Linked DNA regions of Homo sapiens: all the other regions are linked to region 2. The links are chromatin loops, found by intact Hi-C in ENCODE. Cell type or tissue: mammary epithelial cell. All regions are shown on one strand.

Region 1 (8,000 bases), 93 kb before region 2:
AGCCTGATGGAATTTAAGGAATTACAGCTTTGTATTCTGACTATATATTCTAACCTATAAAAAGGAAGATTTACTTATTTTTAGCCCTACTTTGAAAATTTCTGAATTTAATTCAAAGAAGGAATCAGCAAAGATTTCTAGAACCTAAAATACTATCTGATCCTATTTTATTTATAAAAATATGAAAATGTAGATTTTATTTCAAACATAAAGCACTGAAGGACATAACCAGTTCAAAGGAAAAGCAAGCCCTAAGACTTACTGATGCAAGTTTACCTAATACTTTCAGTTAAGCAATAATGGCTACATTTAAATCACTTGATAAAAGAGCCTGAAGACTGATTAATGGAATTTACTTTTCAGATTAAATGACAGATAATAAACTGAAAAAATAATAAAAGCCTTGTATATTATGGATGTATCAATTAATGATTGCCTGTATTTACACCTAAATGTGATTTATTCTTCACAAAGGTGTATATACTTACATTATGAACAGCTTAGCTAAAATCAAAATATCCTCAAATTCTTAAACACTGAACTGAAGATAAGAACCTATAAATACTTGAGACACGTGTTTACAGATGTAGACATTTATCTGTGGTTATTTCCTCAAGTTCATATTCAACCATGTCAAGTCAACTTTTTAAACATATTAGCTGGGTCTCTGATAAACTAAAGAACATTTATGTTCCACTTTAAATGTTTTTTTGAAAATATCCTCAAGAAAATCTAAGTTTCAATTTACATTAAGACATTGAGAAATATTTTTTAAATTATATTTTATATCTTTTATTTCAGAATATTGTCTTTAAGACACTTTATCTTTATATTTATTTGCATTACATTTGTTTCAAATTCTGCTCTAAAAATCCACAGAACAATTTCAAACAGAGTTTTATTAAGTAAATACTATTTTTCTAGACCAACAATAACTTCATTAGCCTTGAAAAAGCCCCAAACTGGGAACTGTTTATTGTGCAGAACGCTTAGCTTTTACCAACTTCATTATGTTCTTACAAAACTGTTTCATAAATAGCATTAACTTTGGGACCATACAGTCACATGAATACTCAAACTCTCCATTTAAATACTAAAAGGATCCACCATTTCAAAACGATCTCCCAAGTCTATTTATATTAGACATTGCTACAGTTTGATTCTCAGCTATGTTAAGTAATAATTATCATCGGAACCAAGACCATTGAATACTCCTGCCCTTCATCCTTTTTTCAAAGCAAACTTGCACACACTGTAATTCTTTTAAGAATCTTTATTTTTTTTTTTTTTAACAATTCAGTCGGTTGGATCTCGATGCAGTTTATTAAAAAAAAATCAGTACATTTTCATATAAACTGCAATCAAAAAAGTAATTTACTTTGTCAAAGAAGTTATGAAGTTGCAAGTTATTTTTTGTAATATGCAGAACAGTAAAATGTAAGCATGCTCTTGGATGCAGGTGCTCCTGTGCACCATGGAGTTATTTTGAAGAGCCTGCTAACGTCTGCAGGCAGTTTATAGGATGCAATTATTTTCTCCACAACTTAGGTACATGAGAATAAAACTGATATTTATGAATAAAGTATTTTTCTCGAAAAAGTTGAGGCAGCTTTTGTTGAATGCTATCTGTGTGGGTACACTTGCTACACCTTGAACTGTACTGAGAGAGAGACAGACAGCAAGAAGCCCATGTTCATGCTGAAACCTGAAAAATCCCTCCATACGTGTTGAGGAGTTCCAAGAAAAAGAAGAGGGTAAAACACTATACACAACTGTTCATCGTCTTACATTAACAGAACACACCGAGAAACTTTACATAACAAGGAAGCAAATCCCCTTCACTGCTTTTAGTCAAAGTCCGTTGTATCTATAGTGGAGGATGAAAGTGGAGCAAGCCTAGTAGGGATAAAGCTTAAGTCTACATCTCATGCAGAGTTGTCCTTGGTCTGTCCTCTAATATTTCTCAGACATCCGAGTTAGAACTGAGGTTCGTTAATCTGGGGTCCGCATTGATTTCATATCTGTAATGATACCCTTCCATGTGATCCCTGCAGGCATCTCTGATGTTATGCATCCACTTTTTTATCCCCTTGCGGTTCAAATACAAAACCAGGAGGAAAATAGCGCCTATCAGGGCTAAAACAATACCCAGGAAGACATAAGAGGTTTGCAGGGATGGGGGAAGAATCGGGTCACAGTCCAGGTCAGCACTGTTGAGTTCCAAGAGGACCCGATTCCTCATTTTTTCCGGATATGCACAGGTGAGCCGGTCTTTGCCCTGCACTACCTCTGTTTCCTTGAGCCAGGTCACCATGTCTGCCATGTGGCAGTCGCAGACCCAGGGATTGTTGTCCAGGAAAACCCTAATGTGGGGTAGACCTTGCAACTCAGCCAGGGTGCCATTGTGAAGGACCTTGAGGGCATTGTCCTCCAGGTGGAGGCTTTCTAGATGTGTCAGGTTGCGGAAGGACACGTAGGTCAGGCTCACCAGCGAATTATTACTTAAGTCCAGGTGCCTGAGGCTGGGCAGTTGGGCCAGCACATCCCGCGGCAGGTAAAGGAAGTGGTTGCTGGCCAGCTCCAAGCGGCGGAGCCCCTGCAGTGCACGGCCCGCCAGCAGGGCCGCCACCACCATGCCCTCGAAGCTCCGGTTCTGCCGCTCATCTTCAGGGGGCACGATGTGGTTCAGGATCAGTTCCACAAGGGGACTGGGGGCCGAGACGCTGGCATTGCTGCCCGAGAAAGCGAAGGGACTGAGGTCGGCCAGTGGGTTGTGGCTGAGGTCGAGCTGGCGCAGGCTGGGCAGATGCTCGAAGGCGCCCGCGCGCACCTCGTCCAGGCGGCTGCCGCTGAGGTTGAGCGCGGCCAGCTCCGCCAGCGGCGGCCGGCGGGCGAAGGCGCCGGCAGGGAGCACGGCCAGCTGGTTGCCGGTAAGGAAGAGGTTGCGCACGTAGGCGGGCAGGTCCGTGGGCACCTCGGTCAGATTGCGGTTAACGCACTTGACTGTGCGCGCTGCCTCGGAGCACTCGCACAGCGCGGGGCACTGGTCCGGCAGCGGGGGCTGGGCGGACACGGCGGAAGCCAGGAACGGCGCCGAGGAGGAGAAGGAGGATGCCGAGGAGGTGGGAGAAGACGAGGAGACCCAGCCCAGGAGTACCAGCGCTAGTCGCGCCAGCCGCAGACGCCCGTCCCCGGCGGCGGGGCCCCGGGAGCACCCCCCAGGCATCGCGGCTCGCGTTTCCCCGGAGCTGGGCTGGGACGGCGCCCGCTCCGAAGGCTCGGGAGGCTGGGCCCGGAGGGCGCGAGCCGGCGGAAGCGTCTGGAAAAAAAAAACTTTCCTCTCGTGGAACCGAGGGAGTGGCGCCGCAGCCGGAACTTGGCTAACCCCCTCGCCACCGGGCGCTTCCCTCAGGGGCCGATTCCCCCGCCCCTTCCCTCCAGAAAGTACGCACGGCGGGTCGGGACGCTCCGCTCCGCGCTCCTGCTCCCGCTCCTCTTCCTGCCGCCGCCCTGGTGCCACCTCTTCGCCTCTTGTTGGCGCCCCTCGCTGGATCCTCTGAGGGACCTGGGACAAGCAGGAGAGAGGCGTGAACAGCGGTGGCTGCCGCGGCTTCCGGAGTGCAAAAACCGGCCTTTTCGAGTCTAGTCGTCTCCAGTCTGTCCCAGAGACCTCCTTCCAAAAGCCCGCCCCGGCCTCGCCTCCCCAACCCCTCCGGTCACTTTTACTCCGGAGGGGGACGCGCATCCGACACCCAGACCGCAAAGTCTTCCTTCTTCCCTGGCCCACACTAAATAAACCCGACCGGCCTCCCGCCCTCCGCCTTTCCCGAGGAGACTCGTCTCCCGCGTCTAACTTACCGCTTAATCCCCAATTCCTTCCCTACCAAACTTCTCCCTCTCCCGTTCCTTCCTGCACCGCCTCGGCGGAAGGTCGGCCTCCGGGTGTCTCCGCCCCCGCCCAGACCTCTCCACCAGGTCCCGGTTAGGATGCGAGGGAAGTTTCAGGTTACAGGACTTTTTGATCTCTTTTTGTACCTTCTCGCATTAGCAGGAAGTGGAGCTACAACTGTCGCCCCCCAGCCCGCGCCCCGCCAGCCCCTCGGATCTCAAAGGGGTTCAAGTCATCTCCAAAGAGGAGGGGAGAGTCTGGGAACAAAGCAGCAGTGGGACTCGGGGTACAGTGGCAACCCGAACCAACCCTACTCTCCACCCGAGGATGGGGAGGGGCCCCAACGACGCCTCCCGGGTCTCTCCCAGGCCGCGGGCTCCCACTGCTCACCTCCGCGTCCGCCGCCTCCAGAACCAACTCTGAGTTCCACCAGAGTAGCGACGACTTCCCGGCTCCGCGTTGCGGGCGCCGACTCTCTTCGCACCCCAGCCCCTGGCCCAACCTCCCAACCTCCGCAGCTGGGAAAAACCAACCCGGGGGGCGGGGGAGGGCCAGGACTGTCGGGGAGATTCCCGACGCGCGGCCAACCTCGGCAGCCGTAGGTAGGGGGATTTAAGAAGAGAGACTAGGGGAGCTGGGCTGCGCGCCTCCTCCTGGTGGAAATTAACGAGGAATGTGCCGGAAAAGGTGAGGGAATCCCTTTCTCTCCCCCCTCCCCGACATCCTTGGGTGGTTCCTCATTTTGCATACTGTATTTACCTTGGACTGGAGCAAAACCGCTGGTGAATCTCGTGGAATTCACCCTGATTCAGGCACCTTTGGCAGTGACGAGATAGATTTAGGCATGACAGAGCAGCGCGAAGCAGCAGCAGAAAGAAATGAGCTGAAAATCTACTGCGGCAGCAGCAAAGGCACGGCAGGTTGTATGGAAGCTTCAGAAGCTCTCCCCATCAAAGTGGTACTTGAGGCCGCAAACTTCAGATTTAGGTGTAATTAATGCCTTCCCGCCTGTCCCCCCCGCCCCCTCACTTCTTGGGTAGTGATGGAACTTGTGAAGAGAGCGCGCCAACTTTAAGAGAGAGAGAGAGAGAAAGAAAAAAAAAAGATTAGTGGAGAGGAGATTCATTCCTGATTCATTAGCTTTTCTCTTACCAAAATTAAAAGCAGATGGAAGAGAAAGGCAGCCAAAGGCATCCCAGAAACAAAAGGCAAATAGCAAAGACTTGAGTCTCCCGGAAAGCGGACCCGCCCCCCTCCCCAGATGTAGCGCGGTGTGTCAAGTCACTTCTGTGGAGAAAGCTCCAAGGATGAGGAGTGGGGATTGCAGGAGCTGACCTGGGAGAGAAGTTTGGTTTCAAAGTCGATTGTCCCAGGGGGCATCTGGCAGATGGTGATGGAGAGGATGGGGTTGGGGAGAGGGACAAATTGAATGGTTGGTTACCGGAAGGATCTGTTATTATACCAGACAGGTTTTGGGTTCTGAAAGCCCTATCGTTGCTCTCTGTAACTCCACATCCCCTTTGTCCCAATTAAATAATTTCCCCGAAGGGATAAGAAGGTTCTTCCAGGCTTCTTCATTTTAGAGAGAAAATGGCAATTAGGGAAAACATGGTTCGGAAATTTAAGACCTGGTCGTATTAAAAAAGATCAAATAAGGATCCTGAGGCTTGTGCCTGGGACATGTGCCTTTAGTGTGAAGAAAGACCCCAACTCTCCAACGGACGCCTGATTACTTTTATAGAAAGAGATAGTCTGCAAAGCCGACAGCAAAAATGGCTCAGACAAAAGCTGAAAACACTGGAAACTGCAGAGATTTGTGCACAAAAGCTGGTTTCATTAATTTGCATCTTCAGCACGTTTATCTACATCTCTTTTCTTATTTTTAAAAGTGTTTTGCAACATGAATGTAAAACACTTTGAAAAAGAATCTCTAAAGCTGTAGTCATGTTCTGTATCCGGATTGTGGTGGTGGTTACATAAACCTATACAACGTGTTATAACTCATAGAACTTTGTAAACCAAAAGAGTCAATTTTACTGTATGATAAGTTTAAAAATAAAATTAATTACTCATTGGAAAAAACCTGTAATAATGCTCTGGCATGGTATTAACTCTGGTCCTGATCTGAAGACCAACTGCTTTGTTAGGAGAGTGAGATACACTTTAGAATTTAGAAACATAATATATATACTCATCTGATTTTCAAGACAACTCAGAGGCAAGATAAATATTGTTAGTATTATTGCTTGTTGCTATTATTGTTGTTGTTCTGTTGTACAAATGAAAAAACTGGGGCTTTAAGTTAGCTTGACTGAGTGTCTTCCACTTGCCAAGCACTGTGCTGATCACAGATATTATCTCATTGACTCTTCACTTCGGTACTCAAGTTAGGTCCTCTCACTCCAGTTTTACAGACAAGAAAATTGACGCAAAAATAAATTACATAACTTGTTCAAATGAGTGATGGAGGTGGGAACCAGGCCCAGATTTGCCTGCCTCCCATATAGTACATCCCACATTCTGCCTCTAGGCAAGATTAAGGAGTTTGTGCAAAGTTCTACTCTGTTCCACTTAGGCAGAACGTAAACCTCACCTCTTGTTCCCTTTTTACTTCTTCTGCCTCCACCTTCCTGCAGCTGGCAATTGCTTATGGCTGCTGAATAGGGACCCAGAAATTTAGGGTCATTTCTAGCTCTGACACTTGCCTGCTGTGTGTCTTCTATAATAGGACCACTAATGAAATTTGAAGATATTTCCATGAAAATTGAGATAAATATGTCACATACTTAGCAAAATCATCTGTTTTGATAGTTCTCTCCTAAATTACCCCCCTCATGTTATTTATTGTAATCCACTATATCTCTGTAACTATGTTAGTAATAGGAATACAAGGATAAATAATTTAAAGTCTCTTTAAGGTAGAGTTGCCAGATTTAACAAATCTGGCAAAACAATGAATACCTTTTAATGAACAAAACAATGAATACCTTTTAAGTGTGTCCCATGCAATATTTGGGAAATGCACCCAAAATTTTGTTGCTTATAGTTGAAATTCAACTTTAATTGAGTATCCTGTATTTGATCTGGCAATACAGCAGTTGATAATCTGGTAAACGAAAGACATAGACACGGAAGCAAAAGCTCTCAATGCAGAATTGAGTACGGTTTGGTGTGTGTATCTTTCCAGTCAATGCCCTCTCTCTTTATAAATATTTCAATTGTTTCTGCTATTTTTTATGTGAATGGGATCATAGTATATGAATTATTCGCATTTTTTCTTTTTTAAAAACAACCATCTATTTTTCTGTGTGCATACATATAGGTATGCTTCTCCTTTTTTAAAGACTGAAATATTTCAAACTGTAGATTGTTGTACCACAATTTATTTAACAGCCTTATTGAAAGACATTTAGATCAGTAAATACTTTTTAAAGAAGTTTCCTCCAAGTGAGAAAAGCTTACTAGGATCAGTTCTATTTTGATTGTCTTAAGCATTTAATTATCCCAAATTATCATACTTACTTTACTCCTGACAGCTTGAAAATTTTTTGTGCATGATGCTATTTACATACTCTAAGGCAGGGCAGAGGATTGCAGAGCACATTTTTCCCAATTTATTCTTCTATTCCAAAGTGAAATAAAGGAAGGATCTGAATGTCCCGACAGATAAGAACCAATTTAGTGTATTTCAAGAGGTCACTTTGTAGCCTGCAGGAAACGTTTCTACACTATCATTTATTTACAAGATTGTTTCTACAGGGACCATTTTTCTTCTAATGACCCAAAGGAAAGTCAGTAGTAAATTATTGAAATATTGCTTCTAAATCCTGATTAGGCAAGGAATAAATAGGTATAAAAAGAATGATGAGTGGTTATGACCACCCTTATGGTAACTAGCAGAGAGAAGCCGCGTGGTCCAGCATGGACAAACACCAAGATTATTTAAGACTAGTTCATTTTGATCTCTGTCTCAAATTAGCAAAGGAATTGAATACACGTGAAAACTGTCAGATCTGAAAAGTAACTAAAACAAAGTCAAGTGTTGGTGAACAACAAGCACATATGTCAAAAAACCATGAACCAACACTTAAAACTAAAACCATCAACTTGA
Region 2 (8,000 bases):
AAAGACATTGGAAACATTCATCAAGTGAATGCTTTTAGCACATGTGAACTAGATTACATTGGGTGATGGGGAAAATCCTAGTAATGTGCCCACAGTTCACGTGGAACATTACTCCTAGAGCTGTATGAAGATTAAGTGATTTAAATATATTTGGGTGTCTGTTACCTGAAAAGATAATTCTGACAAAGTCACTGCCTGCGAGGAGCTTATATTTCAATGAAGATTAAGCTATATATACAAATTATTATAAAGTAAGTTATAGAACAAACTGAAAGCAATTCAGATAAAGGACAGTGGGAGTCAGAGGATGTTATTATTCTGGCCTGGAAGCAGGGGTGCCTTAGAGGATCCAGGGATGACTTCATGGAATAACAATGTAGGTGAACAAAGGAGAATTACAGAAAGGATGAGAAAGAAGGTGCTCAGATGGAGAAGCAAGAGCTCCTGCACAGAAGCAAAGCCAAAAACACACCTGGCACCTCGGGCTCTGGAGAGAATTGTTGAAATTGTGGGATAGAGTGACTCATTCCAAGCTTTCTTGACTTTTTCTCCCTGAATTTTTTTTTTTTTTTTTTTTTTTTTTTTTGAGACGGAGTCTTGCACTGTCGCCCAGGCTGGAGTGCAGTGGCGCAATCTCGGCTCACTACAACCTCCACCTCCCAGATTCAAGTGATTCTCCTGCCTCAACCTCCCAAGTAGCTGGGATTACAGGTGCCCACACCCACACCCAGCTAATTTTTTGTATTTTTAGTAGAGACAGGGCTTCACTATGTTGGCCAGGCTGGTCTCGAATGCCTGACCTCACGATCCACCTGCCTCAGCCTCCCAAAGTGCTAGGATTACAGGCGTGAGCTACCGCACCAGGCCTCTCCCTCAAAATTTTACTTCCACAAAATATTTCCCAGGGACTCTGCAATAATGTGCTCATTTGGAGTTAGTTGGACTGTGGCTATATATTTTTTTAATTAGAGTCAATATATCAAAATTTTGTTTTCCAAAAGCCTTCTTCACAGTGCTAACAGTTTAGTTGAGCAGAATGTAGACACTTCAGGGACTACTCCAGTGTGCTTATTCACCACAGAGTTCATTTTTCAAGCTGAAACTGAATGATAATTGATAGTGTTGGGGCTCAGAACACAATACCCCAAAGTATGGTGCTTTGGCATGCTGAGTACATAAAACTAAAGGAGATTGCAAGGCTTCAGAAGTAGCCTCAGAAGAAAAGCCTCTCTCTGACTGTCTCCTACCCTCCTTTCTCTTGTCCTTGTCTCTCCCCTGAAGTGAGTCATAGAAACCAGAATTCTTCTTCTTCAAGGTAAGTCATAAAAACTAGAACCCTTCTCCCTCAAAGCAAGCCATAACACCTAGAAAGGTTACTGTCTCTCTTCTCCTTCTTCCTTGAAGATCCTCATTTCAGAAGGGGTCCTGCCCCGTTGGCAGGGAGGAAGTTTCACTACACAGTGAGGCCAAGATGAAGCTGGACAGGCCTTGCTGAGCTTTCCACCTTCATCTGTTACCATTGGGTTATACCCCTTTGTCCAGTTACCTATCTGTACAGCTGTTCATTCTTTATAGAACCTAAGCAGTTTTCCCTTGGTCTTTGGGTCTTCACTTCTGAAGACTCTTGTGTCATGTAAAACTTTGATTTTAAAAATATGTTATGCTTTTCTTTTGTTAACCTGCCTTTTTGTTAGGAGTATTAAGTGTCGGCTGTGACCTTTATGATGAGCGAGGAAAGGTATCACATCTTTCCACTCCTACAATAGCAAAATTCAAATTTCATGATCTCGTTTTTCTATTGCTGGTGCCTCCCAGTCTCTCATTCTAAACTCCCATAAATTCACTCACACTGTTCATCCTTGCTTCTCTCTCTGCTCCCCTCCTTCACCTCTTGGGACCATAACATGCAGTTTTCACGTCTCATTTCTCAGCAAAATTATGAAGTGTGTTGAATGAATTCACATTAATAATATTTTAGCTAACAACACTTGGAAGAGTCTACAGATCATTTACCAAGGAAACTAAATTATTTCAAATACTGGTGTCAAAATAAATGAACCAAGCCTTCTCTGACGTAGTAGCTTAACATTTTATTGTGAGTGTGAACACAATTCCCTAATCTCCAAAATACAGCAATCCTTACTGGGTTCTTTCTTCATTAGTGAGAGTACAAAATGTTCTGCTATAGATTTCCCCATAACTTGTAGTGGTGGAATAGGGCATTTCTTTCCTGAAGTAATTCAAACTAATATGGAACTCTTTTCTAATATAAAGATGTCTTTAGAACACCTTGGAATTATTGCAAACGATAAGTAGAATTTATTAACGTTATGAATCAAAGAGAAATGTTGTGTGTTTTTGTTGTCATTAAATAAAATTTAGAGGTGAATCTTTTCTCCATTTTTTTTTTGCTTAATCATGACTCTGTTTTTTCTCTCTCCTAATAGGTTCTCTTCAGTTCCAAAGTATTCCCAGCTGCCGAGAGTCACAAATTCTGTCTGAAAAGCAGGGTGACCTTTTCAGAGAGGAGCCAATGTTTGGAAGCTGAAATACAGAGGAAGGGAGAAAGTTTACTGAATGTGTGCTGGAAGAGGAGAGCTCATTTAGCCAGCCCTCTTCCACTTCACTCATTCCCAACCCCACCCCTACCCACATATTCCAACTCCTCCGCCTCTCCATTCCTCCCTAACCTTACTGGACAAGTAGGACCGCCAGCTATAGGACTGCCAGCTACAGGGATGTGGTAGTCCACTCGGGCTCTTTGAAGTCTTTAAAATTCTCCCTCGGTGTCTGCTTCTTTCCTGGGGGCAGAAAGCAGCACATGGCACCTCAGATCCATGGAACACAGCCCACCACTCCTGAGAAGCAGAGTCGAGGAGCAGCCGACCTGACTTGGAAGGCAGGCTAGCTGGGTTACCCCTGCCCACTGCCAGTTACACAGATTAAACATTTTGTCTGGATATGACCAGATGTCCTCAATTCCCCAGGCTTGAACACACTTACCCTTGCTTCTCCAAATTGCTTTGCATGCCTTACCCACCCCCTCATCCCCACTATTCTTAGCTCTCAAAAAAAAAAAAAAAGATGCTGCAGTTGTCATCCATCTTCCGACTTTTTATCATAGCTTTGCATACTCTTTTCAAATATTCTTTCTCTTTCTCCCTCTTCTTTTTAGCCTCACAATTTTGCTTTTTGTAGACCAATCAAAGATTTCTATGTGTGTCTTCAAAGAAATATTACAAGACAAACCCTCTCCTGGTACAAGAGCTACAGAATTATTTGCATATATAATCTCTTCTTGTGCCTCCTGCTAGCATGGGCCTTTTCGTCTTCAATCCTCATGGTATAACAAAAGAATAAATTATGGTACTACTGATAGAACGTTAAACTGACAATCTTCTGAGGCACCGGCAGTTTAATGGAAACCAAAGAAAATTCAAGATTATACATTTTCTCATAAATGTATTTCTTTTTCCTGTCTTCTCTTTCACATACTATCAATTTTCTTGCCTTCTTATTATTCAGTTTCCTATCTGTCAAATAACAAACCCAAAGCTGCCTTCGAGCCAATCTCCTGTCAATGGAACCGTACTTGCTGATAGAGGATTAAGGTATTGGCAAATCTGTTACAAGGTGTTTAGGTTTATAATTAAAGATTTAGTTAAATTAATAAACAGCAGCAATTTCAAGAAGACTAAAAGGATTGCCTTACCTGATATTTTGCCTCCTTTCTGACTACTAAGGGAAGATGTGAAAAGTGAAAATGAAGGTGTTTATATAGTGCCATCTAGCGACAGATACCTAAAAAAGCTCTGTATCATTTATTGATTGCACAGAGAAAACAAAATCCTTCTACTGGGGTCTGCTTTGGAATCTCCAGGTTTAATTCTAGTTTTTGGGCTTTTGGGTTTTTTTGTTTAACCTTCTATGGGGATAATTCAATCCTGGGGTCTCTTTTGTTTTCACTGAAAGTTTTAAGCTTTAATCTGCTTTGTGGAGAGCCAAAAACATGAAAACTCTTTCAGTATCCAGAGGAACTGCTGCAGTGGTATTTTAACTTTGGACTTTTTCTTGCTATCCCGGTTCTGTCTGTCACACTAAAATAAAACCTTGATTCTGCGAGGTATAGGAAAATATGTTAATAAGCTAAGAAAATGGAAATGATCATGTCATCTAAACCATAATATTGCTCCCCTCTTCCAACTCTTCTCACTTGAATTTATATTTCTCAAATTTTAAATATATGGACATGAAAAAACAAAGATGTCTTCAATTATGCATATTAAAAATATACACCTATGAGAACCATAACCAAGTTTTAGAAGTTGGCCCACTGTTAGCAAAGTTCAGAATGAATAAACAACCCCTATATATATGGAAAGAAACAAAAATTTAAAAAACCATCACCAAATCAGAAACTGCTGTCTAACTTAAGTGATTCATGTTTCCCAGAATCAGCTTGTCCTTTTAAAGGCTGATCTCTAACTTGAGACTGGCTTTGCTTTGACTGTGAGATACTTCTAAGATCAGGTCTCCATTCTGATCCCACTCACCGGCTGCTCTGTTTCCAAAGTACTTCTGCCTTCCCTAGGGGGGTCTCCTCCTGTACAGGCACTGAAAGACTGATCAAATCTGCATGTGTCAATCATTGCCTACTTCCCAGCTGGTGATAGAGGTAGATTCCTACCAAATTTACTCGGAGGACTTGACTTTCTCAGGACCTCTTCCTGTTGTGCATTGTCATGATCTTGCGGCTAAACTAATAGATGTGAAAGTGAATTGAAATGTAAAACATGCTGGGCAAGTCTAAAATGCTTTGAATGATAGGAGGTAATTAAATGAATGACTTTCAAACCTCACTTGATGCCTGCTGAGATATCCTATATCTACTGATTCAAGGGCCAAATCTCTAATTTCCCAATACCACCCATCACTTGGAAGTTTCTCTTCAATACATTGATCTTCTCATGGTTGCCTGATGCTTAGTTATGAAAGGGTTTCTTTTGTCTTGATCTTTTCACCATAAAGATAGGAAAGGCTGGGCATGGTGGCTCATGCCTGTAATCCTAGCACTTTGGGAGGCCAAGGCAGGTGGATCACTCGAGGTAAGGAGTTTGAGGGCAGCCTGGCCAACATGGTGAAACCCCTGTCTCTACTAAAAATACAAAAAGTTAGCCAGATGTGGTGGTAGGCACCTATAGTCCCAGCTACTCCAGAGGCTGAGGCCTGAGAGTTGAACTCGGGAGGCGGAGGTTGCAGTGAGCTGAGATTGCGCCACTGCACTCCAGCCTGGGCGACAGAGCAAGATTTGGTCTCAAAAAAAAAAAAAAAAGAAAGAAACAAAAATAAACTTAATTTTTCAGGATGGTAGATTTTAGGACACTATACTTTCACCATGTTAATTAAAATAAGAGTAACTGAGTGAGATGTACCTGCCTAAAGCAGTTTTAGTTAAAAAGAACTCACACCTCTTTTTTTTTTTTTTTTTTTTTGAGACAGAGTCTTGTTCTATTGCCCAAGCTGGAGTTCAGTGGCACAATGTCAGCTCTCTGCAATCACCACCTCCCGAGTTCAAGCGATTCTCCTGCCTCACCCTCCCGAGTAGCTGGGATTACAGGTGCCCGCCCCACACCTGGCTAATTTTTGTATGTTTAGTAGAGATGGAGTTTCACCATGTTGGTCAGGCTGGTCTGGAACTCCTGACCTTGTGATCCACCTGCCTCAGCCTCGCAAAGTGTTGGGATTACAGGTGTGAGCCACCACGCCCGGCCAACACCTCTGATCTTAATTTCAGCTAAATTACTGCAGAATTTTTCTTTAAGAAACGAGATAGTGATCTCCTAATCTCTATGTTTCAGTACCCTTCCCTCATCCCCAATTCAAAGTCTCCTATTTTATTGACTGCATTAGCAGTGATTTCATAATTGGTAGTTAAAATTGGCATGCAGTGAAGTTTTAGCGGTTGTTGGGATCTTTGTTGATTAAAGAGTTTTAAATTAAATACTAGTTTAGTACTTGATGTTATTTGAAGGGGGCAATCTTCCACAGCAGGAATTTTTGTGGAAGAATGCCAAGTAATGCTTACTTTATGTCTCACTTCCAGTGCTCTCTAGGGGTGCCAAGTTTATTATGGGTTAGAAACTGAACAGGCTTAAGTGGTCCATTTCTAAAATGTAATCATTGAATTTTCATATAATTTTATGAAGGCAATTTAATTATTTTATAATTACATAACCAGAACATAATACGATGTAAAGTCATGATGAATACACTGTCTTGTCTTAAGTATGGCAAAAAACCTTAATCAAATCATATACAGAGATTCAATTAAAGTAATACATAATCTGTTTTGGCATCTCTCTTTCTTTCCTTTCTGAGTAGGCATTAACCCAGAGTTTTCCTGGGAATATGGTTTTTTTAATAAGCCTTCCTTTTATTTATTCTGGCTTTCTAGTAACCTGTAAGACTATTTTGTGTTGCTCTTAAGTAGCATAATGAGACCCAACAGTAAGACACGAGAGTAGCTCTACATGAGAGGACCCTCCTCTTGGAATCTGTCCGCTCACGTTTGGCCTCTGCTCTTGTCAATGTCGTGCAGATAGAGCAGGCATAGATGTTGGAGGTTGGGGTTTATTCTCTGCCCCACTTAAAAACAAACAAGCAAATATGTCTGTGATGTCCAAAACCTATTAATGGAATCTAGATTTCTTATTAAAGTTTCATTAGTTTTATGGATATAATTAAGAGACGAAAGGACATTCCATCTTATAAGATAAACTCAAATGCTGCCGAGAGCTCTAAGGGACTAATGACCTCTCATATTAGAGTTCTTCTTATTTTTAAAGAAATTTTTTATGCTTCAGCTACTAAAGAGACAGTGACTAATAGGGATGAGCATAAATAGATATTTGTATCTTTATGGTTTAGAATTCAGGTCTGTAGAAGCAATATAACTATATGTTCAACAATAGGGGCAGAATAATTCCTGTGTGTTAGGGACAGGGGTGAGAGGTACATTGACAGGAACTGGCAAGGACAGATATTATGGGTTCCATCAGGAAAGAGACATGAGCCTGCTTGGACATCACACCTCTACAAGGAGAAAACTCAGTGTGGAAATGTTAGTGCTGCTGACAAACTGGGCACTAGGGCTGTGGTATGGGGAATCTGATTGAACTGTCTGAGCTTAACATAGGTAGTGGGGAGAAACTAGACTGCTAGCAGATAGTAGCAGATAGTCCTCTGAGGGAAGATGTATGTAAAGGCTTGAATAGGAGCTGGACCAGAAGATTCCATAACCTTATATAGTGTCAATGGCAGAACAGCAGAGGACTAGCAGTGACAAATGGGTCACAAGACATCAAAGAAAAATGCAGCAGCTGCGACTGTAGACTAAAAAATCAAAGATGTTCTCTACTCAGAATGTAGCCACCCTCAGCACTGAGGGTCCTGGTATAGTGGAGGAAGTATTTCAATGATAAATAAGACTTGTACTCTAATGGGATATATATAAATAAATAGAGAAGTATATAGCTAGTTCTATACATATATATTTATCTTTTTATATTTACGTATAAAGACATTTATACATATAAAATACTAGTTATAGAAAATTTAAAATATGGCCAGGCACGGTGGCTCACATCTGTAATCCCAGCACTTTGGGAGGCCGAGGCGGGAGGATCACCTTAGGTCAGAAGTTCAAGACCAGCGTGGTCAACATGATGAAAATCCATCTCTACTAAAAATACGAAAATTAGCCAGGCATGATGGCACATGGTAGCCTCTCAGCTACTAGGGAGGCTGAGGCAGGAGAATCACTTGAACCAAGGAGGTGGAGGTTGCAGTGAGTCGAGATTGCACCACTGCACTCCAGCTTGGGCAACAGAGCAAGACTCTGTCTCAAAAAAAAAAAAAAGAAAAAGAAAAAGAAAAAGAAAAAGAAAAAAGGAGTTCCAGACCAGCCTGGCCAACATGGTGAAATGCCATCTCTACCAAAA
Region 3 (8,000 bases), 320 kb before region 2:
TGTAAGTATGAATATAGAAGAGATTGAAAAGAATTATACAAGACTGCATCTATTTTGACAATGAACTTGGAGACCTAGAGGAGATGGATGATTTTCTAGCAAAAGATAAAATACCAAATTTGACCTAAGAAGATGTAGGATCCTTGAATAGAACAATTACCGAAGACAAGATTGAAAAGGTGAATAAAGATGTACCATTCAAATACACACCAGGGCCAGATGAGTTCTCAGCCAAGTTTTATATAACCTTTAAAGGAAAGTTATTCCAGATTATTTAAACTATGTCAAGCCATAGAAGAAGCTAGAAATCATTCTCATTTATTTTATAAATCTCACGAAATAACAAAACTTTATCAGGTACCAATATAGTTACCAAATAAAATGAAACTCATTTATTAATATAGGCAAAATTATAAATAAAATATTGGCAAGTAGAATATATCAAAAGAATAATATATTATCACAAAAGTAACTCAGGAATTCAAAGGCAATTCAATATCAGTATAAACAAGTTTAAGAGGAAAAGATCATGATATAAACAGTGCTGAAGAGGCATTTGATAAAATAAAGCAATTTTTCCTAATAAAAAGTTAGTAAAATTGGAAAAAAACCTACTTAAATGTCCTAACATGTTTTACTGTATACCCATAGTAAATACCATTCTAAACAGAAAACTAATTCTAAATCATGAAAACTTTCCAATGAAATCAAGAATAAAAATAAATAACTAGCACTTTTTTAGTGTTTACTATGTGTGAGCATGGTTCTAGGTACTTTACATATGTAAATCTTCACAAAAATAATACATAATATCATACAGTACGATAATCCCCACATTGCAGATTGGAACACTGAAGGACAGCGAAGTTGAATAACTTGCCCAATAGCAAGTGGTAAATTTGTGATTCAAAGCTATGCAGTTGTGCTCCACAAATTGTACTCTTAGCCACTATGCTATATGGTTTTTGCACCTAACCAGAGATTCATATCATTGTTACTTTTCAACATTTTTGAAGCGCTCAAAACTGTAATAAAAGCAGAAAATGAAAGAAATGTTAATGTTGAAAAACAGGGATAAATCAACATATTTCAGATTGCATTTCTTGAAAACCAAAGAACATCTAGGAAAATGCTACTAAAGTTAATACAGAAATTTGGTAAGGTAGCTGGACAAAAGGTGAGCAAAATTGATTTCCTCTACTCTTGCAATACAAAACCTAGAAATGGAAAGGGGGGAAAGTATTTTGCTCACTACAGTCAGATGCAGAAACATAAACACATATACACAAATAAAATAATTTTTAAAATTGACAAAACTTTGATAAGAAAAGCATGGGATTGATATGAAAACTATAGTCTTAGAAAATATACGAAGAAGATTTAAACAAATAGAAAAAATCTCAAATTGAAAGATTATTATTTAATATCTCTATCATCCAAAATTAATACATAATTTTAATAAAATTGTAGTAACAAGATATTTTGGGCATTGGATATAATAGTCTTAGCATACATAAAAGAAAAATGCCCCAAAATAGCCAGGAAACGTGTGAAATGAATGAAGAGTGTAGGGGAAATTTCCTTACCAGGTATTCAACATAATCAGTATGGGTATAGGGAGAGACAAATAGTTTGAAACTCAAAAATAAATCTCAGAGTATATGAGAATTTTATGTTTTATGAGTGAGGGATGAATTTAATGGGAAAATGATGAATAATAAATGGTAATATCACAATTGCCAATCTAACTGGAATAAAAAATTTAGAGTTGTCTTTAATTGGCCAGTCTGTAGTTTTTTCAAATGGCAGACCAAATAGCCAGGCTGTTGCCAACAACCCAAGAATTAGCAAAAATATAACAAAATTCATCAAAAGAGGTACTGGTTCAAGCTATGAGAATGGCCTGGGTTCTACCTACTGAGTGGCATAACCATGCCCATTTTTAGCTTTCCATAGCTGGTGCGGGGGTTGAAAAGCTGTTGATTCCAGTGGACACTGTTAGGTTTCAGCTCAGCCAAACCATTAGCGAACTAGGCCCAGGCACTTTGGTGAACCTCAGTGCATGGAGAGACCCATTGAGCCTGCAGTTTCCTTCAGGTGACAGAGTGGAGAATAAAGTTTCTCCCAAGCAAAGAGCTGCCATTTTTTCATGTAATGTTGAGATGTCACTTAAACTGTGCCAGATATGGTCTTCAATATACCATTTCCATGTGACAATCAATGCTTGTTAGGCCCCTCCCATCTTTTTGCTGAATATAAGTTGATCCACTTCAAAATGAAAATATGAGGCCCTAGAAAGTCACAAGGTCTCCATGGCCAGGCATTCAGTTTTAACGAGGGCTCAGGAACAAGCTGGGGTGTTCTTGGTAGCCATTTCAAGGAGGAAACAAGTTTAAAGTCACGAGGGATACCTTTGGGTGGTGACTGTCTCTCTTTGCCAGAGGCTTCACTTGAAAAAAATCATCAGTCTCAGAGATACGAAGTTCAAAAGGGTTATCAGGAGTATAGGGCCCAAAGGTTGAGAGCCAGCCATAGCTTGCTAGACCGCTTCCAATGCCACCTATTGGTGTGGGCCCAGACTCAAGGACGCTGATATAAACATCCAAGTAGAATGCCCAAGTGAGCATATACTGTCTCCAATACCAAAGTATTGAATTAAGGTGTTGTTCTCCTTTTTGGTGGTTGGAGGCCAGAGGCAGCAGTTTTTCCTTGGCTGTCAGAGGCATTGAACATTCTGATTCTGCCTACATAATCCCAAGAAGCCTTATTCACCTAGCAGATCCCTGAATTTTTTTAAGGTTCATCAGCCACCTCTGCCAGCACAAGTATGATAACACTGCAGGTAGAGTGTTTAAAACTGGATCTTCTCACTTGTCAACTAAATAATATGGTCTATATAGCGAAAGCTTTGGCTATCAGAGGGTAGAGGCATTTGTACTAATCCTGACACACCCACTGGTGGTAAATGGTAGGGGAGTTTAGGTACCCCAGGGGGAATATTGCAAGCCAGTGGGCCAGAAAACAAGGTGCTGGCAATGTCTAAGACATTATATCAAGTGTCATGTACAGTAGATGTACAGTAAATGCCATTACAGTTATAAGGTCTATATACAGCCAGGGATTTGAGAACAACAGCTGAATTCAATAAGCCTCAAGCCTCCATTGGCCTTTTACACTGGCCATACAGAGTTATTATTTTGAGCTATTGCACCTCTTACTACCCCTGCTGCCTTTAGAATAAGGCTTCAAAGCTGTGATTTCCCTTTTGCCTCCTGGGATACTATACTATTTCTGTTGGACCTGGAAGGGGACAGGGAGATGATTTGAGGAGAACTTCACAGTTCCCTTTAGCACTTCTCTACATGTTGCTTTTCCCACTTGGGAGACTCCCTCTAGTATTTATGGGATAGGAAATTACAAGCATATAACACCTCAATTCTTACTATACATGCAGATGTAGAAGCAATAGTAACAGTACATTCAATTGGCCCAAAGTTCCTTAAGGTGCCATGAAGTATTTTCTTTCTCACCGTGTACCCAGCCCAAACCCCATTAACTGAATCTAAGTGCCTTTTCCTTCCCCACTTTCAAGTAAGATAGTGATTTGATTGTCTATTGCCAAGATAATCATACAAGTTATAATCCCTCCCACCCTGAAATTCCCCAGGATATTCAAACTGGTCTGTACGGCTTTTGGCTTGCCCTTTGCAACAGGGAGACTTGGCCTAGTCCCTAACCATTTTTCTCCTTAAAACAGCTGAGATAGGGGTCTGGGGGAGGGAGGGGATGACAGAATATAGTGGGAGAGAGCAGCAATATGACATTGAACAAGGTTTTACATTTACATTTGGTTTCAAACAGCACAGCAGCTGCTAGTAGCTCAACCAGAAAAACTTCCAAATTTTTTTGCCCTTATCCCAATCCAAGCCCCATGTTGAGTAGCAAGATCATTATTAGTGACACTATTTTGGCTCTGGGGATCCCTTGACACTACAGCCACATTGTTTTTTGAATGGGACGGTCAGATTTGCACCCTTTGTAGATTTGCGCTTAACTCACACACAAACAAATTTTTAAAAAGAGGTACACTTTAATCTGGGTCAATTTCTGCCCTATTTTTATAACATCTCTTAACATAAAGACATAAAACATATGTCCAGTTTTAACATAAGGAGTGGCAGAGTTTTCCAGAGGAATGAGGCTGATCATGAGAATATATCTAGAGTCCTTTGGGTTAATTTCTCATTCTCCATTGATTCATCAGCACTGTAAAACCAATTTAGGGCAGAAAGAGCCTGAATACTAGTCAATGACTCATCCGTGGTTTTCTCTTGAAGTTTGTCTTTCTCAAGGAAATCTCCCCAAGAAGGTCAAAGGTCTCTCATAGCAGCCAAGACCCACTGAAAAAACTCAGTCTTTTTCCTGCCATTTGAATGGATCTAAGATTGACTTGATGGCCTGCAGAGGGGGCTGAGACATAAAAGATATTCCACCTTTAGTCATTCATCCTTAGCAAGCATTATGCATCTGACACCCTCAACTCCCCGGTGACCCAGCGGAAGCACTAACAGCCTGGTTTTCTGCCACAGTGATTGCATATTTGCCTCCTTTCACACTCCACGTCGATGCTTATGTCTGTCATCTGAAAGGGACAGAACCTTCATATCAGGATGAATCTTAGGACTAGTTGTCACAATGTAGAGGACTTAAGGCTGACAGCCCAACTGGTAAGAAAGTTCACCTACTGGTAGAACAACCTCTGCACCTTTTGGGCAGTCACTTGTCTCTGAATTAATTTCCCAGTACTCATTCTGCAAACATATCCTTAATTTTTCCTCATTAACAGGCATTAAGGTGGAGGACCACTTATTGACCAAATACATTTGGTCAGCATATCATGAAAGTCCTTCAGTTGGTCCAAAAGGTCCTCCCCTCTCTTCCACAAAATCATGGCTCTATCAGCATGCTATCCTTATCATAAAAATTGGTAAGAACTGTGACAAATCTAAGGTTTTACCTGATTTTTTCCTTCCTTACTTCCTTCCTTCCTTTTCTCTCTTTCTTTCTTTCTTCTTTCTCCTTCCTTCCTTTTCTTTTCTCTTTCATTCATTCTTTTTTCTTTCTTTCTCTCTCTGTCCCTCTCCTTCCCTCCTTTCTTTCTGTTTCTTCCTTTTCTTTTTTCTTTCTTTCTTTTCCTTCCTTCTTCTTTCTTTCTCTCTCCTTCCCTCTTTTCTTTCTGTTTCTTCCTTTTCTTTTCTTTTTTCTTTCTTTTCCTTCCTTCTTTCTCTCTCCTTCCTTCCTTTTCTTTTTTCTTTCTTTTCCTTCCTTCTTCTTTCTCTCTCCTTCCTTCCTTTTCTTTTTTCTTTCTTTCATTCTTTCTTTTTTCTCTTTCTTTCTCTCTCTCCCTCTCCTTCCCTCCTTTCTTCCTTTGTTCCTTCCTTTTCTTTTCTTTTTTCTTTCTCTCTTTTCTTTCTTTCTTTTCCTTCCTTCTTTTCTTTCTTCCTTCTTTCTTTTTCCTTCCTTCCTTCGTCTTTCTTTTTTCTCCCCTCCCCTCCCCTCCCCTCCCCTCCCCTTTCCCTCCCTTCCCTTCTTTCTTTTTCTTTTGATAGGGTTCTGCTCTGCCACCCAGGCTACAGTGCAGTAGCATGCTCTTGCCTCACTACAGCCTCTGCGTCCCAGGCTCAAGCCATCCTCCCACCTTAGCCTCTGCAGTAGCTGGGGCTACAGATGTGCACCACCACACTCAGCTAATTTTTAATTTTTTGCAGAGGTGAGGTTTCACTTTATTGCCCAGTCTGGTCTTGAACTCCTGGGCTCAAGCAGTCTTCCCAACTCAGCCTCCCAAAGTTTATAGGTGTAACCCACCATACCCAGCTTGGTTTTACCCAATTTTCAATCTACTATGTTAGCCTGCCAGAGTTTGGTGGTGGTGGTAGAAGATATGAGTCTCCTGGGTTAGAGATGAAAGACAGTTCATTACTCAGAGCAATAGCAATAGCCAGAGTATAGCACTAGCATTTTTTGCACTGATTATCTGAACCCCAATTCTCATATCTGGTGTGGAGAGCCCCAGATGACACCTGCATACACAGTGAGTTGGATTATAGGAGAGAAACTTTGACCTTAGGGAACCTGAATCTTTTTTAAATGAGCAGGAAGTATGCCTGGACTTTGCTGCAGAGGGAGACACTTTATCTTCTAAGAATGTAAACCAACTTGTCTTTTGCTCTAGAGGGAGATATTAGTTCTATCTTTCAAGGCTGTTTCCTATACAAACATCCTTGGAAAGGTAGTATGGAACACAAAGGACATTCAGGTGTAACTCTGAAGATACTCAAGAATGTGAGAGGCCGGGAGCAGTGGCTCACGCCTGTAATCCCAGCCTTTGGGAGGCCGAGGCGGGTGGATCACGAGGTCAGGAGATCGAGACCATCCTGGCTAACACGGTGAAACCTCATCTCTACTAAAAAAAATACAAAAAATTAGCCGGGCGTGGTGGCGGGCACCTGTAGTCCCAGCTGCTAGGGAGGCTGAGGCAGGAGAATGGTGTGAACCTGGGAGGCGGAGCTTGCAGTGAGCCGAGATCACGCCACTGCACTCCAGCCTGGGTGACAGAGCGAGACTCCATCTCAAAGAGAAAAAAAAAAAAAGAATGTGAGAAACCCATGGAGAATCATCTCCTAGTGATGAGTATATATTCTTTGCCAGAATGGAATAAAATTGAGAACTAAAATTTTACAGCATTTAAATCAAAGGAAACATTTAAAAAATCATAAACTTATTTGATGAAAACTGTTATGATTTACAGAGAAGGGTCCATTGAAAGTGTCAACAATTTTAAATATGTAATTCATAAATTTGTATACATTTTGAAGAAGATTTCTGGAAATTTCATGAAAAGGAAATTATAAAGACATTGATTCTTTTTTTTAGAAAAAATTCTAACAATCTGATATTTCAAACAGCTATAGCTCAGAAACTGGTTATTCTCCTAATATTATTTTAAATGTTGAGATAATCAATATAACAAAGTTTTGAAATATTTTCTTCAGATATACACAGATGTCATTTTTATTTTCATGAAGAATTTTAATTTTGAAAATAACTTTTGAATAGAACCATTTATAAATCTACCCATATAATAAAAAAATTGATAATAACATGTTTTCCAAAACAACATATAATTTCAGTTATTTAAGGGTTCCTTTTCAGGATCAAGAATGTCCTCCTAGCTTGGATGAAAAATTATCTGTTCATCTGAGTATGAATGAAAGTTACCTGGTAAGAGGAAGGAATTGAGTGATTACAGGAGACCAATAAAGAGTAGGGAAGTTTTAAAAAGCTTTCGTGAGAAATGTGAAACTGATCTCATACAAGATATGCACAAAACAATGCTGTTCAATTCATTTATGTTTTCACCAATCATTTAGAGAATCATTGAACTTTTGAGTTGGAAACTTAGAATTTACCTACTATAATGTTCAACCCAATGCAATATATTTTAAGACACCCTTTACAGATTTAAATTTTATTTTAAAAGCATTATATATATTTTAAAATAATTTAGGGGGCATGTGAAAAAGTAATATCTTGAATACATTCAACATAAAAGTCTATTGTATTCATACTGTTTCTGTTCTATTCAAAAAATCACTCATATTTTCTCCTAATGTTGACTTTCCACCTTTCAGCTGAGCGTAGTTTTGACTCTCTTAATTAAAAAGCTGCCTTAATTTGGGGCATTTTCTATACCTGCAATAAAGTTAGCTTCTTGATGTCTTCTTCCTTTCCATACATAATTGCAATTGGATTTTAACACCACTTTTGGTTGCTAAGTAATTTAATCATGAAGATTAGTATGATGGGAATATAGCAAAGTTATTAAAAATTGAGACTTTGGGGTCAGTTGGAACAAGGTTTGAATTTTAATTCCACCTCTTATAAGCCATGGGGCTTGAAGTTATTTAATCTCTCAAAGTCTCAACTGCCTCATCAGTGAA

Evidence for each region. Peaks named below come from ENCODE experiments on the same cell type or tissue, not always from the same donor. Only the 100,000 strongest peaks of a DNase experiment are listed, where the experiment ranks them.
Region 1: it touches region 2 in a loop (4-fold over the local background); 11 of 110 quality-filtered maps call a loop at or near these places.
Region 3: it touches region 2 in a loop (13-fold over the local background); 18 of 110 quality-filtered maps call a loop at or near these places.

What each region holds. Positions count from the first base shown.
Region 1 is chr6:82,360,188-82,368,187 of GRCh38, reverse strand. TPBG (trophoblast glycoprotein) reads right to left here and starts at 4,371. Exons shown (of 2, transcript NM_001376922.1): 1 at 4,280-4,371; 2 at 768-3,565. The coding sequence starts at 3,226. The coding sequence ends at 1,964. LOC105377875 (a long non-coding RNA gene) reads left to right here and starts at 4,531. Exons shown (of 3, transcript XR_942738.4): 1 at 4,531-4,576. RefSeq lists enhancers at 1,957-2,858, 2,859-3,761, 3,913-4,424, 4,425-4,938 and a silencer at 2,811-2,890. In mammary epithelial cell, CTCF peaks have their summits at 2,598 and 4,546 (motif pointing left); DNase peaks (open chromatin) are centred at 2,557, 3,957 and 4,537; H3K4me3 peaks cover 4,013 bases; H3K27ac peaks cover 3,857 bases.
Region 2 is chr6:82,266,761-82,274,760 of GRCh38, reverse strand. It overlaps LOC105377874 (a long non-coding RNA gene), which reads right to left and starts at 3,323. Exons shown (of 3, transcript XR_942737.3): 1 at 3,004-3,323; 2 at 2,691-2,801; 3 at 2,071-2,544. In mammary epithelial cell, a CTCF peak has its summit at 3,783 (motif pointing left); no DNase peak of the experiment used is centred here.
Region 3 is chr6:82,586,420-82,594,419 of GRCh38, reverse strand. No RefSeq gene overlaps it. Among named protein-coding and RNA genes, the nearest start is that of TPBG, 230 kb to the right of the region's middle. In mammary epithelial cell, CTCF peaks have their summits at 4,453 (motif pointing right) and 6,172; a DNase peak (open chromatin) is centred at 4,439.